2 separate regions of the Homo sapiens genome follow, and region 2 is linked to region 1. Evidence: chromatin loops called from intact Hi-C (ENCODE). Cell type or tissue: B cell. All regions are shown on one strand. Each heading gives the region's core, and the rest is flanking DNA. Links, peaks and the distances in the headings are about the cores only.

The links. Hi-C counts contacts between places; a loop is a spot of excess contacts. Peaks named below come from ENCODE experiments on the same cell type or tissue, not always from the same donor. Only the 100,000 strongest peaks of a DNase experiment are listed, where the experiment ranks them.
Region 2: a loop joins it to region 1, with 15 times the contacts of the local background. A loop is called at or near these places in 3 of 110 quality-filtered maps.

Annotation. Positions count from the first base shown.
Region 1 is chr20:33,404,890-33,412,246 of GRCh38, reverse strand. It overlaps SNTA1 (syntrophin alpha 1), which reads left to right. Exons shown (of 8, transcript NM_003098.3): 6 at 1,916-2,112; 7 at 3,359-3,546; 8 at 3,648-4,290. The coding sequence ends at 3,740. LOC124904889 (a long non-coding RNA gene) reads right to left here. Exons shown (of 2, transcript XR_007067567.1): 2 at 1-2,194. Among named protein-coding and RNA genes, the nearest start is that of CDK5RAP1, 7.0 kb to the right of the region's middle. In B cell, for the core only: no CTCF peak of the experiment used is centred there; DNase peaks (open chromatin) are centred at 1,716, 1,976 and 2,856; H3K4me3 peaks cover 1,714 bases; H3K27ac peaks cover 3,495 bases.
Region 2 is chr20:33,682,541-33,689,897 of GRCh38, reverse strand. It overlaps E2F1 (E2F transcription factor 1), which reads left to right and starts at 3,513. Exons shown (of 7, transcript NM_005225.3): 1 at 3,513-3,894. The coding sequence starts at 3,634. RefSeq lists silencers at 3,174-3,673, 3,784-4,143. In B cell, for the core only: CTCF peaks have their summits at 3,069 and 3,270 (motif pointing right); DNase peaks (open chromatin) are centred at 3,367 and 4,387; H3K4me3 peaks cover 1,609 bases; H3K27ac peaks cover 885 bases.

The DNA.
Region 1 (7,357 bases), core at 978-5,977:
GCTCCAGCAGGGCCCCAGAAGCTGGGAACTCCAGCCCTGTCCACCCTCAGCTATTCCCCAGGTGACCTGAAGCAAGTCTCTGCCCTGTCTGGGCCTCAGTTTCCTCATCTGTAAAATGGGTGCTTGGAACAAAAGGATATAAGGTCCCCATTAGCCACTCATTCGCTGACACTTATGCCTTGTGCTGCATGGTTCAGAGGGCACAGAGCTGACCCCAACAGTTTCTGCCTCCAGAGAGAACCTTGTCTGGCTGGGGAGACAGACCCAGGAACAGCCATTACAGTGCAGGGTTTGTAGGAGCCACTTAACTCTGTTGGGGTAGTAGAGGAAGGCTTCAGGGAGGAGGTGACATTTGAGCTGGACTTTGATGGATGAGTAGAAGTTTTCTGTTTAAGAAAGGGTGAAAGAGCATCCCATGCAGAGAGAACATCATGGTCAAAAGTACAGAGGCATGAAGGGCTATAGCATGTTCATGGAGCTATGAGTTTGTGATAACCAGAATTCATGCAGGAAATGGAGAGAAGGGAGTTGGCAGGGCCTGATCTTGAAGAGCTTCTATTGCCTGATTAAGGAATGTTAGCTTTAGCTTAAGAGTTTGGTAGTGTTGAAGGGTTTAAGCTGGGGAGCGAGGTGCTCTGGTTGCTTTAAGAGAATCCCTGTGGCTGCCACGTGGAGAATGCAGCGGAGAGTGCAGGATGGAAGTGGGGAGGTGCTGCAGTCATGCAGGAGAGATGATGGTGGCTGGGGGAGGTGGAGGTGGGTGGCAGGAGCAGATGGGGAAGAAAGGCAGCATTGGCATTGGAAACCACATGGGTGTAAAATTAACAGGGCTCCGTGCTTGCCAGATGGGGCGGGTGAAGGAGGGGTCCGGAATGAACAGGAGGTTTGGAGCTTGTGTCTGGGTGAGCGTGGGACTGGGGGTGGGGGTGGAAAGGGAGGAGGCTGGAGCAAGATGCTGAGTTAAGTCCAGAGTGTGTGTGGGATGGAGAGGGAGCTTGGATAGGAAGCCTGGGGACTCGAGGGTCTGCAGCTCAGGGCTGGAAAGTCGAAGGCGGGTGTCAGCAGCAGTCTGTGGCGGGGGGAACTGAGCTATAGGAGAAAGAGTGGGTGGAGGGAGGAACAAAGAGGGATATGGGGCAGAACTTTCTGCCCCAGAGAGGGGCAGTTGGCTTACCAAGGCCACACAGCAAGTGAGAGTCAAGCTGCAGGGGTCTGAAGTCCTTGTCCCCCATGTCTCCTTACCTCAGGCTGGCTCTGGCCCGTGTGTCAGGAGCCTGCTGGCTACTAGGGATAACTAGGTCCTGGACTGTCTGCCTAATCAAGTGATTCAAGTTAGGCAACAAAAGTTTACTGAGCACCTACTGTGGGCAGGCATGGTTTTAGTTACTGGGAATACAGTGGTGAACACAAGATCAAAATTTCTAACCTAGTTGACATTCTAGTGAAAAAGACAGTCAAAAACCAACGAAAACAAATAATAAAAAGTATAATTTCTGGTACCATGATTAAAAAGTAAGGCTAGTGAGTGACAAGGGTGCTATTTTGGACTGGGAGGTCAGGGAAGGCTTCTCAGAGGAGGTGACATTTAAACTAACATCTGAAGGAAGTGAGGGAGTGAGCCGTGCAGATAATCAGGGAAGCATGTATAGGCAGAGGGAAGAGCATATGCAAAGGTGCTGAGGCAGGCATGTGCTAGGTGTGTGTGATGACACCAGTATAGCCAGAGCCAAGGGAGTGACGGGGAGGGTGGCAGGAGATGTCTCCTGCTGAGTCAATCAGTGCCCCCTGGCAAGTCCTGTCCTGTTAGGTGGTAAAGGATTTACAGGGTTTCTTCCCAGGTCACTGGCCCCTTTGCCCAGAACTATTTGCCTCCGGCCTGAGGCCTCATGCTCAGCCCTCTGCCCCCAACCCCCAGACTGGTGCACTCAGGCCCCTCCAAGGGCTCAGTGCCCTACGATGCAGAGCTCTCTTTTGCCCTGCGCACGGGCACGCGTCACGGTGTGGACACTCACCTGTTCAGCGTGGAGTCACCGCAGGAGCTGGCTGCCTGGACCCGCCAGCTTGTGGATGGCTGTCACCGGGCCGCCGAGGGTGTGCAGGAGGTGTCTACAGGTGTGCTGGGAGGATCTGGGAGTGTCCCTCTGGTAATAAGCCTCTTATCCCCAGGGGCATTCAAGCTTCCTTCTTTAGGGCACTTCAGGAGGGGATAGAAAATGGGGTTTGGAGGTCAAGGTGGGTGGATCACCTGAGGTCAGAAGTTTGAGACCAGTCTGGCAAACATGGCAAAACCCTGTCTCTACTAATAATACAAAAATTGGCCAGGTGCGGTGGCTCACGCCTGTAATCGCAGCACTTTGGGAGGCTGAGGCGGGTGGATCACTTGAGGTCAGCAGTTTGAGACCAGCCTGGCCAAAATGGTGAAACCCTGTCTCTACTAAAAATACAAAAATTAGCCGGGCATGGTGGTGGGCGCCTGTAGTCCTAGCTACTCGGGAGGCTGAGGCAGAATTGTTTGAATCTGGGAGGTGGAGGTTGTAGTGGGCCCAGATTGTGCCACTGCACTCCAGCCTGGGCGACAGAGCAAGACTGTCTCAAAAAAAAAAAATAATAATACAAAAATTAGCCGGGCATGGTACTAGGTGCCTGTAGTCCCAGCTACGCAGGAAGCTGAGGCACGAGAATCACTTGAACCCGGGAGATGGAGGTTGTGGTGAGCCGAGATTGCGCCCACTGCACTCCAGCCTGGGTAACAGAGTGAGACTGTTTCTCCAAAAAAAAAAGGAAGTTGGGTTTGGGCCCTCTGTTTTGGATGTGCAGGTGCCCTAGCAGGCAGAGACTCTTCTCCCTGGGGTTTTCTTGCCCCAGTTTTGTCAATCTGCTGGTGAGGATGTGAGAGATGGCACTTGGGGTAGGGTTGCCAGAGGAAATAAATACAGGACACCCAGCCTCATTTGAATTTCAGGTTAACAATGAATACTTTTTTCACAGAAGTATGCCCAAATTAGTCATTGTTTATCTGAAATTTAAATTTAGCCGGGTAACTCTGCAGGTCTCCAAGGGCGGTGCTTGGTAGATCTGATGATGCCTTTATCAGCAGTGAGCCTCCTGTCCATGGCACATTTTAAGCTCCCCCTTTCTACTTGTGCTGCTGGAAGTGGGACTGGAAGTGGGTGTAGGTCCTCTGAGGGTGGGGGTGATGACTCTCTGCAGGGTGGGTGTACTGGTGCCACGACAAACAGTGAGCCTCCCATCCCTGGAGGCATTCAGGCCCCACTTTGTAAGCTGCGGTGGGGGTTGGAGGTTGGGGTGTAGTCTCTGAGGTGCCAGCTGTGCCTGTACCTATGTGCCCTCCCTGCAGCCTGCACGTGGAATGGGCGTCCCTGCAGCCTGTCTGTGCACATCGACAAGGGCTTCACACTGTGGGCGGCTGAGCCAGGTGCAGCCCGAGCTGTGCTCCTGCGACAGCCCTTCGAGAAGCTGCAGATGTCTTCAGATGACGGTGCCAGTCTCCTTTTCCTGGATTTTGGAGGTGCTGAAGGCGAGATCGTGAGTGAGGGGCTGCCTCTGCACCCTGGGGAGGAGGGGGTGTGCACTCTCGGAGGCCAGGCTGGCCAGGGCCCTGACTCTTCTCTCCATCCACCCTCCAGCAGCTGGACCTGCACTCGTGTCCCAAAACCATAGTCTTCATCATCCACTCCTTCCTGTCGGCCAAAGTCACCCGCCTCGGGCTGTTGGCCTAGAAGTCGCCGGATGCACTAGCCCTGAAGAGGGGTGTCCATGACATGGCCTGAGCTGGGCCTCCACCGACTGCCTGCTCACCCCTGGGCTGAGGGAAGGGAGAGGAGAGGAACAAGGGCCTCCGAAACCCCAACCCTGAGGGAGACTGGATTGGTCTTGGGGCCCAGGACCCAGACGCAGGACAGAGTGGACTCTGCCTGTGATGGGGTGGCCTTCCTGCTGCCCCCCTCCACCAGTGCCTTTTGCAGAGAGATATTTTGTGTACACAGAAGCCATTCCGAGTCTGGGACCTGCCCCTGTGCGGATCCTGACCCCAGCCAACAGCTGAGCTGCCGGGCCTCCTCGAGGCCCCTAAGCCACCCCCAGAGGTCCCATCTGAAGCTGGAGTACCCTGGGGTCAGCAGCAAGAGAAAGAAGAGGAGATTTTCTGTTTGTTTTTCCCCTCAGCCCTGCCACCGTGGGGAGTCTGGTTTTTCTCTTCATCCTGTCTCTCTCCTCCTTACTCTTGGATAAATAAACAGCCTGTGAGCACACAGGCAGCCCGGCCCAGTGTATGTGGTCTGTGCCTTGGCCTTTGGGTCCTGGGGTGGCCCCTGCAGTCCCAAGATGGACCAGACCAAGGACTAGGGCACCTTTCCCTGGAGAAGAACAGACCTTTACTACATGGGCCAAAGACAGTGTATTGGTTATCTATTGTTGTGTGACAAATTATCCAAAATTTGCAGCTTAAAATGACAAATATTCATTATCTCTTAGGTTCTGTGGGTCAGAAATTTGAGAGGGGCTAAGCTGGGCTGTTCTTGTCTCAGGGTCGCTCATGAGGTTGCAGTCAAGTTGTCGGCTAGGGCTGCAGTCATCTGAAGGCTTGACTGGGGCTGGAGGATCCATTCCAATACTGCTCATGCACATGGCTGTGGGTAGGAGGTCTCAGTTCCTCACCATGTAGGGCTAACCCTAGAGCTGCTGCTTGAGTTTTCTCATGATATGGCAGTTGGCTTTCCCCACAGTGAGACAGAAGAGAGGGCAAGGAGGAAGCCACAAACAGTGCCTCTTATGACCCGGTCTTGGAAGCCTTACACTGTTGCTTCTGCTTTGTTCTATTCATTAGAAATGAGTCACTAAGTTCAGTCCACACTCAAAGGGAGGGGAATTAGGCTCCACCTCTTGAAGAAAGGAATGTCAAAGAATTTGTGGACCCATGTCAAAGCCATCTTAGAGAGCTTCAGGACCCTTTCCTGCAGAAGGGAGGTGGAGTGGAATGTGTTTGGTACTTCGGAAACTGCGATGTGCTGGCTGGATGTGAGTGGGCAGTGGTTATGACTCCCTACCTAAAATCACAATGACAATGGCAATGATGGAGAACTTTTTTTTTTTTGAGACGGAGTCTTGCTCTGTCACCCAGGCAGGGTCTCATCTCACTGCAACATCCACCTCCCGGTTCAAGCGATTCTCCTGCCTCAGCCTCCTGAGTAGCTGGGATTACAGGCGCCCACCACCATGCCCCACTAATGTTTTGTATTTTTAGTAGAGATAGGGTTTCACCATGTTGGCCAGGCTGGTTTTAAACTCCTGACCTCAAGTGATCCTCCTGCATCAGCTTCCCAAAGTGCTAGGACACCGTGCCAAGCCCAGAACTTTTTTTTTTTTAAACTTTTGAAAGGTTCAGTTTCTTTAATGTAGCGACAAGATAAAACAAAGATGATGTGCCTGGTGTGATGGCTCATGCCTGTAATCCCAGCACTCTGGGAGGCTGAGGTGGGCGGATCACCTGAGGTCAGGAGTTCAAGACCAGCCTGGCCAACATGGTGAAACCCTGTTGCTACTAAAAATACAAAAATTAGCCGGGCATGGTGGCACCTGCCTGTAATCCCAGCTACTCAGGAGGCTGAGGCAGGAGAATTGCTTGAACCTGGGAGGTGAAGGTTGCGGTGAGCTGAGATCGCGGCCACTGCACTCCAGCCTGGGTAACAGAGTGAGACTCGGTCTCAAAAAAACAAACAAAACAAACAACAACAACAACAAATTAGCCAGATATGGTGGTGTGCACTTGTAATCTCAGCTACTCGGGAGGCTGAGACAGGAGAATCATTTGAACCCTGGAGGTGGAGTTTGCAGCGAGCAGAGATTGCGCTACTGCACTCCGGCCTGGGCCCCAGAGCGTGACTCTGTCTCAAAAAAAAAAAAAAGAGAGACCAGGTAACTTAACTTTGAGGCAATCACTTTTAGCTTACTTACAATGGTAGCATTGTTTCTTTGTGAAAATGAAATTTTCTCAGCTTATCCACTAAATTTTCAGCAACATCCCAAACCACCAAAGACTCACTCCTTTTCCTTCTGGCCATCAGCAGTCTGGTGCCTTCACTTGGAACACCACCCTCCGCCCTATTTTTTGTTTTGGAGGTGGGGTCTCGCTTTGTTGCCCAGGCTGGAGTGCAGTTGCGGGATCCCAGCTTACTGCAGTCTCGGCCTCCCAGGCTCAAGTGATCCTCCTACCTCAGCCTCCCAAGTTGCTAAGACTATAGGACTGTGCCACCATGGCTGGCTAATTTTTTATTTTTTAATTTGTTGTAGAGATGGGGTCTTGCCATGTTACTCAGGCTGGTCTCACACTCCTGAACTCAAGCAATCCTCCTGTCTTGGCCTCAAGCAATTCTCTTGCCTCAGCCTCCTGAGCAGCTGGGATTACAGGCGCTCGCCACCATGCCCGGCTAATTTTTTTGTATTTTTAGTAGAGACGGGGGTTTCACCATGTTGGCCAGGCTGGTCTTGAACTCCTGACCTCAGGTGATCCGCCTGCCTCGGCTTCCTAAAGTGCTGGGATTACAGGTGTGAGCCACTGCGCCTGGCCATAATTTTTGCATTTTTATTAGAGATGTGGTTTCACCATGTTGGCCAGGCTGGTCTCGAACTCCTGACCTCCAGTGATCTTCCCACCTTGGCCTCCCAAAGTGCTGGGATTACAGATATGAGCCACTGTGCCTGGCCACTATATGTATATTTCTACATCTAGAATGAGATTTATCATAAGGAATTGGATCAAGTGATTATAGAGGCTGAGAAGTCCTACAATTTGCCATCTGCAAGCTGCACACCGAGGAAAGGTGGTGGTGTAAATTCCAGTTTGAATCTAAAAGACTGAGAATCAGGAGTGCCAATGGTGTTTAAGTCCCAGTCCAAGGGCAGGAGAAGACCAATGTCTCAGCTTAAGCAGTCAGGCAGACAGAGAATTCAACCTTGCTCTGTCTTCCTGTCCTATTTGGGTCCCCAAGGGGTTAGATGATGTCCATCCAGATTGTGGAGGGTAGTCTACTCTACTCAGTCCACCAAAGCTAATCTCTTCCTCAAGAAACACCCAGAAATAACGTTTAACTAGATATCTGGGCAACCTGTGGCCCAGTCAAGTTGACACAAATAATTAACCAGCACAGTGTTCTGCATTATTTCCCAGTGTTCTCCAGCAGGATTAAGACCTAGATGCCTGCAAGAAAGTTGCTTGTTAACAATGTTTATTGGCTGTCTCCCCTCCCTGTTTCACTCCCCTACTACCCTACCAGTGTTTCCTGAGATTACTTTGCAAATCAACTACCTGCACTCAAATACTTGTCTCAGTAGCCGGGCA
Region 2 (7,357 bases), core at 964-5,963, 280 kb before region 1:
ATGTATGCTTAGGGGAGGTGCTGTTTGTGGAATAAATAGGTTTAAATTATTTGTGTCACTTGTCAAACTTCTTAACAAGCATACTGTGCAGTGACAGAGAAATAATTCCTAACTTTCCCACTGGACTGTGAGTTCCAGGGGTCTGTTTTACTTATAACTGTGTCCCCAGCACCTAGCACAATGTCTGACACATAATAGGTGCTCAGTAAATATCTGTGGATTGAATGAAGTGAATTGACTTGTCCAAGGTCATGTTGACCAAGATTTCTGATTACACCCACCTGATTTAGAAGCCCATGCTATCACCTCTACACCACTCTGCTTCTTGGAAAGAACCAAGGGAAAGAGGTCTCCAGGCACAGGATTGTGGGCCCAACAGATTGCATCCCCTCGAACTCCTCTAGTTTGGTTGGTGAAGGTGGTGATGGAAATAAGCACCTATGAACCAAGCCACTATCCACCATAATACCCTTTAGAAACTACACTTTATAATCTTGACAGCCCTGAGCCTGGCTTTTGGGGTATTTACAGAGGGTGGCAAGGGCAGGTCCTGGGTTTTGCAGTGGGACAAGTGAAGTTCTCATCTCAGTTCTGCTGTGTGACCTTGAGCTATGAATGCCCCTCTCTGAGCCTCTTCCTTCCTGCACCATGTGGATAAACAAGCTTACTTACGGGATTATGGGGTTGAAAGGAGATCATCAATGGAAGTGGCTGCCCAGTGACTGTGGATTTTTTGGAAACTGTTTTTTGAAAACTGTTGACATTGAGAACAGCCTTATCAGGAGCTGCCAGGCTTAGGGCCAAGGGGCCTCATCTATCAGGCTTTTCTGCTTTCAAGTAGGTATTAATAGGTACAGAAGGCCCTTATCTCTTCCTCAGTTTCATGCTAGGAATGCTGGTCTTCACTCCTTTCTGCTTCAGCAGGACCTGAAGGATTGTGGGACGGAGGGCGCCTACTTCTACCTGGATGTGTACTTGAATACTCTGGGGCGGGCAGGACTTTGGAAAACCCCCAACCTCAGCCTCACCAAGCCTGAAAAATAACCTTTTCATCTACTTGGTAAACTCAGGCCCTTTTGGCCTCAAATTTCCTCATCATAAAATGGAGCAATAATAATAGACATCTCTCTTTGCCAGCCACCACAGTTAAACCAGCACAGTGCTTGGTATATAATAGGTGCTTAATAAGTGTTTGTTGAATGACTTGGGTTTGAGAGGGCTTCACACAAATGAATGTTAGTGTTACTGGGACCCTGTGGGAAGGTGCAGGGAAAGGACACTCTTTCCATCTGGAATGGGAATGTGCTGGTTTCTCTTGCTCTCTGCCAGCACCTGCGTTGGTTGTTTAGAATGGGACCTACCCCTCAGCTTCTTTATGGAGAGGGGATGGGGAAGGGGGACAGGCAGACCTCAGGGCTGGGAATGCAGTGTAGGCCCAATTTGGTCACTGGTTGGCTTCACAGTTACTTTCTCCTGAAAGGGCCTCAGTTTTCCTATCCATACAGCAAGAGGCTTATGTGGTCTCTGTGGTCCCTTCTAGCTATGATACATTCTAGGATTTGCAATGAGTAATTTCAGAAACTACTCATTGGAGGGGAAAACAACTCCTGATTTCCTAAACCACCTCATAGTTTGTAAAACACTTTCCAATTCCTTATGCTTTTCATTCTCCTGGCAACCCTGGAAGGGGCCAGGGCAAGGTCTGTGTGCCCATTTGAAACTAAGGGTGAGAAGCATCCTCAGGAGCTGTGATTTGAGGCTGCACCACTCATTTTGATTATGCTGGTACACCAGTTTGCTTTCAAATGTGAGTATGCATAAAAATAACCTGGAAGCTTGGTGAGGTGGCAGTCACCTGGAGTACCAGCTATGCTGGAGGCTGAGGCGGGAGGATCTCTTGAGCCCAGGGGTTTGAGACTACCCTGGGCAACATAGTGAGACCTCGTCTATATAAAATAAATAGGAAAAAAAAAATAAGATACTGGCTTTTCTAATTCCCTAAGTGTCAAAAAAAAAAAAAGAAAAAGAATAACAAATATCACCTGGAAAGGGGACATGGCATTGTTAAAATGCAGATTCTTGGGCACCTAGAGATTTTAAATTGGCAGGGCCAGGGTGGGCCCAAAATTAGCAAGTGACCACGTGGTTCTGAAGCCAGTGGCCTAAGGACCACCCTTGCAGAACCGTGGTCTCCTTGTCACAGTCTAGGCAGCCTCTGGCTTAGCCTCTGTTTCTTTCATAACCTTTCTCAGCGCCTGCTCTGGGCCAGACCAGTGTTGGGAGGAGTCGCTACTGAGCTCCTAGATTGGCAGGGGAGGCAGATGGAGAAAAGGAGTGTGTGTGGTCAGCATTGGAGCAGAGGCAGCAGTGGGCAATAGAGGAAGTGAGTAAATCCTTGGGAGGGCTCCCTAGAAGTGATGTGTTTTCTTTTTTTGTTTTAGAGACAGGATCTCGCTCTGTCGCCCAGGCTGGTGTGCAGTGGCATGATCATAGCTCACTGCAGCCTCGACTTCTCGGGCTCAAGCAATCCTCCCACCTCAGCCTCCCAAGTAGCTGGGACTACGGGCACACGCCACCATGCCTGGCTAATTTTTGTATTTTTTGTAGAGATGGGTCTTCACCATGTTGATCAGGCTGGTCTCGAACTCCTGGGCTCATGCGATCCACCCCGCCAGCTGATTACAGGGATTCCGGTGGTGAGCCACCGCGCCCAGACGCCACTTCATCGTATTGTAAACGTCTGTTACCTTTCTGTTCCCCTGTCTACTGGACTGTGAGCTCCTTAGGGCCACGAATTGAGGATGGGGCACAGAGCAAGCTCTCCAAACGTTTGTTGAATGAGTGAGGGAATGAATGAGTTCAAGCAGATGCTATACGTTGGCTGTTGGAGATTTTGGCTAAAATGGGACTTGCAGGAAAGCCCGACGTCCCCCTCGCCATTTCCAGGCACCGCTCTTCAGCTTGGGCTCTGGGTGAGCGGGATAGGGCTGGGTGCAGGATTAGGATAATGTCATGGGTGAGGCAAGTTGAGGATGGAAGAGGTGGCTGATGGCTGGGCTGTGGAACTGATGATCCTGAAAAGAAGAGGGGACAGTCTCTGGAAATCTAAGCTGAGGCTGTTGGGGGCTACAGGTTGAGGGTCACGTGCAGAAGAGAGGCTCTGTTCTGAACCTGCACTATAGAAAGGTCAGTGGGATGCGGGAGCGTCGGGGCGGGGCGGGGCCTATGTTCCGGTGTCCCCACGCCTCCAGCAGGGGACGCCCGGGCTGGGGGCGGGGAGTCACACCGCGCCTGGTACCATCCGGACAAAGCCTGCGCGCGCCCCGCCCCGCCATTGGCCGTACCGCCCCGCGCCGCCGCCCCATCCCGCCCCTCGCCGCCGGGTCCGGCGCGTTAAAGCCAATAGGAACCGCCGCCGTTGTTCCCGTCACGGCCGGGGCAGCCAATTGTGGCGGCGCTCGGCGGCTCGTGGCTCTTTCGCGGCAAAAAGGATTTGGCGCGTAAAAGTGGCCGGGACTTTGCAGGCAGCGGCGGCCGGGGGCGGAGCGGGATCGAGCCCTCGCCGAGGCCTGCCGCCATGGGCCCGCGCCGCCGCCGCCGCCTGTCACCCGGGCCGCGCGGGCCGTGAGCGTCATGGCCTTGGCCGGGGCCCCTGCGGGCGGCCCATGCGCGCCGGCGCTGGAGGCCCTGCTCGGGGCCGGCGCGCTGCGGCTGCTCGACTCCTCGCAGATCGTCATCATCTCCGCCGCGCAGGACGCCAGCGCCCCGCCGGCTCCCACCGGCCCCGCGGCGCCCGCCGCCGGCCCCTGCGACCCTGACCTGCTGCTCTTCGCCACACCGCAGGCGCCCCGGCCCACACCCAGTGCGCCGCGGCCCGCGCTCGGCCGCCCGCCGGTACGGACCCCAGGGACGCCGCGCCGACAGCGCCGCCTGTGCCCCCCGCGCAGACCCGGGAGGGCGCCGTGTTTGGCCTGGAGGCGGCAGGGGGCGGGGGAGGGGTTGACTGAGGCGCCCAGGCTGGGCGGTGCAGAGCCGGGGTTGGGCCTCCGGGCCCCGCCCTGGGGTGCGGGGTGACCTCGGGCCGGTCCCTGTTTGCTGCTCTGTGCTCTGCGCCTCAGCTTCCTCACCGGAGCCTCCCCAGCGTCGGACTCAGTGATAATAATAGCCCACGTGTATTCAACTGGCGTTTACTGCATGCCAGGCCTTTGGGCGACTTCAAGCCAGCTAAAACTCACAACCCCGCTGTGAGCTGTGTTGTCACTGTGCCCATCTGACGGAGGAGGAACTGAGGCCCAGAGAGGGAAAGTGACTTGCCCCTGGTCACACGGCTGCAGGTGGTGGGGCTGGGATTTGAACTGAGGCCTGCTGGCTTCAGCTCAGAATTTGCATCTCGGTAGTGAGCACAGCTGCTAGGGGAAGTGAAGGCGGGGCGGAGGAAAGTCCTGGGGCCTAACCGTTGGTGAGCCATTGAGGAGACCCTCCTTCCTGCCTCGATGCTGACTGCCAGGTGCAGGCCTGGCCGGCCAGGCCTCTGGGGACAGCCCTCCTGGCTGGGAGGCCTTCTCTGCAGGGGCGGGGCAGCTGGACCAGCTGCTGATCCCCTCCCTCTGCCTGTCCTTCCATCTGCCACCCTCCACCCTCCCAGGCCCTGGTTGCCATGGAACCTCATTAATCAGGCAGGCCGACCCCTGAGTCTCTGTAGAAGGACTAGGTGGGCTGGGCCTCTGGGAGCTGGAGAGGAGGCCCCCAGTGCCAGGAGAGAAAATGTCTCAGGGAGATCCTTTAATAAAGCCCTCCCTGATCGCTGAGCTCAAGACGAATTCAGACTGGAGGGCCCAGAAGAGGCGGCTGAATTCCAGTGGGAGAAGGGATTGGAGGCGTAGAAGCCTGGAGCTGGGAACTGTGGGGCACAGGGCAGGGTGTGGAGACCAGTTTGACTGGCGCAGCCTATGGGTGAAGGTGGGGCTCTGGTGTGCAGGCGGGGTCTGGCCAGGCAGGATGGGGTCTCAGCAGGGAACTTGGAGCAAGTGGGAGGGGTGAGGCAGGACTCAGGACAAGGAGGTAGAAGCTGCCTAACTGCTGATGGGGGTGTGGGTGGCAGCTGGTCCCTGAGGCATCCTGAGGAGGCTCCCCCAACCCCCTTGGCCCCATGCCCAGTGCTGCCTTCCGGAATCACCACAATGCTAATAATAATAACAATAGCAGCCACCATTGTTTTGAGGATGTCTTGTGTGCCAGGCTCTGTGCCAAGCGCTTTACTTAATTAACTCATTTAACCCCATCAGCAGCAGTCCCTTTTTACAGATTGGGAAGCTGAGGCCTAGAGATGTTAGAATCTTCCCATGTCATTCTGCTCTTGAGTGGGGAGAGCAGTCTGCGTTTCCTCTGAGGTTGACCTCTGGGATGCCTTGCTTTCTGGGGATGCTGATACAGGTTGAAGAAAGGGCAAGAAGGGCTTTTAGGGGCCCTCCCTCTTAATGAGTGGGTGGGAGGGGGTTGTACCAGGGGTGGGCCAGGTGGCCTGTCTCCTGTACTCCAGGGGCCTGTTCCTGTGGGTACCACTTGGGACCTGGGCAAGCATCTTCCATTCAGCTGTGTGACAAGCATTATAGAAGGCTCAGGTCTGCGGAAATCTAACAACCTGAGGGTCTTGTCCTCAAAGATCTGAACAGGATTATGGGTTCTAGGATCAAAGGGAGGGACAGGGGCAAAGAAAAATGCCCTCCACTCCACCTGTCAGGGGCAGGCTCATTGGCCTGGGCATTCCATTCATTCAACAGTTGTTGAGTTAGTGAATGCCCAGGAGGCACTAGGCCCAGAGACAAGGAGCCCTGGCCCCCAGTGTACTTAAGGGCCAGGAGGCTGGCACCATTCTGGAACTGAAGTCCAGAAAGTCCACAGGTTTGGCTTTTGGCCTCTCTGCACTGGCATTTGTCTGGCACAGTCCTTGAAATAAGCTACAGGCTTAGCTTCTATACCAGCAGGCATTCTGTATACAAGGCTCTGCAATTCAGCCATTCCTCTTGGCCCTGCCTGTCCACTTCCACAAACTCAAGTATTATAACTATAATACATGTTTAATGTAGAAAACTTAACTTTTTTATTTATTTATTTATTTTTTTTTTGGAGACAGGGTCTCATTCTGTTACCCAGGCTGGAGTGCAGTGGCGTGATTGCGGCTCACTGCAACCTCTGCCTCCCAAGTTCAAGCTATTCTGTGCCTCAGCCTCCCGAGTAGCTGGGATTACAGGCGTGTACCACCATGCCCAGCCAATTTTTGTATTTTTAGTAGAGAGAGGGTCTTGCCATGTTGCCCAGGCTGGTCTTGAACTCCTGAGTTCAGACAATCTGACTGTCTCAGCCTCTCAAAGTGCTGGGATTACAGGTGTGAGTCACCATGCCCAGCTGAAAACTTAACTCTTAACTCTTTTTTTTTTTTTTTTTTTTGAGATGAAGTCTCGCTCTGTCACCTAGGTTGGAGTACAGTGGCGCCATCTCGGCTCACCGCAACCTCTACCTCCTGGGTTCAAGCGATTCTTCTGCCTCAGCCTCCCGAGTAGCTGGGACTACAGACGTGCACCACCATACCCGGCTAATTTTTGTATTTTTGGTAGAGATGAGGTTTCACCATATTGGTCAGGCTGGTCTTGAACTCCTGACCTCAAGTGATCTGCCCGCCTCGGCCTCCCAAAGTGCCAGGATTACAGGCGTGAGCCACTGCGCCTGGCCAAAAACTTAACTCTTAAGAAACTAGAAAGTTGACGGCAGGATCCCAGCCCTATTCATTTTTTTCCTTTTTTTCCCTAAGGCTATTTTTGTTTGTGGTGGTTGTGACAGTTTTTGTTTTTTAAAGTTTTAAAAATTGTAGTTTTTCCTGTATCATTCACACCATTCAGATATGGCACTGGTCTCCCACAGTCCTTCCAGAGGCTGCCCCGAAATGTATTCTATAATAATATAAACTGAACCAGAGAAAAGTTTCATGAGCTTTTTAATCCAAAAGGGATCATATAAATATATCGCCCTGTGACAGTGTTTTGCTTGTCTGTATGTGTGAGGGGATTCTTGTCAACCTGCCTCGGTCCTTGACAGCTGCGTGGTGTTCAAGGGGCTAAACAAAGCACAGCTTTCGTGACCCCCTTCATGGATGGGTGTTCGAGTCATCCAGATTTTTTCAGCAGTGAATGTCTTCACCCCTGCGTTTCGGGGCCCCTCTGCCAGTGTTTATCTAGGGAGAAGTGGCAGAAATGGCATCCACTCAAGCCTTTGTTTTAGGGCGTGGCACTGACCTGCCTTCAGGGGTGGACAAGGGTGGGGATCCCAGGGAGAAGGCAAGGGGTGCAGATGGCAGAAGCAT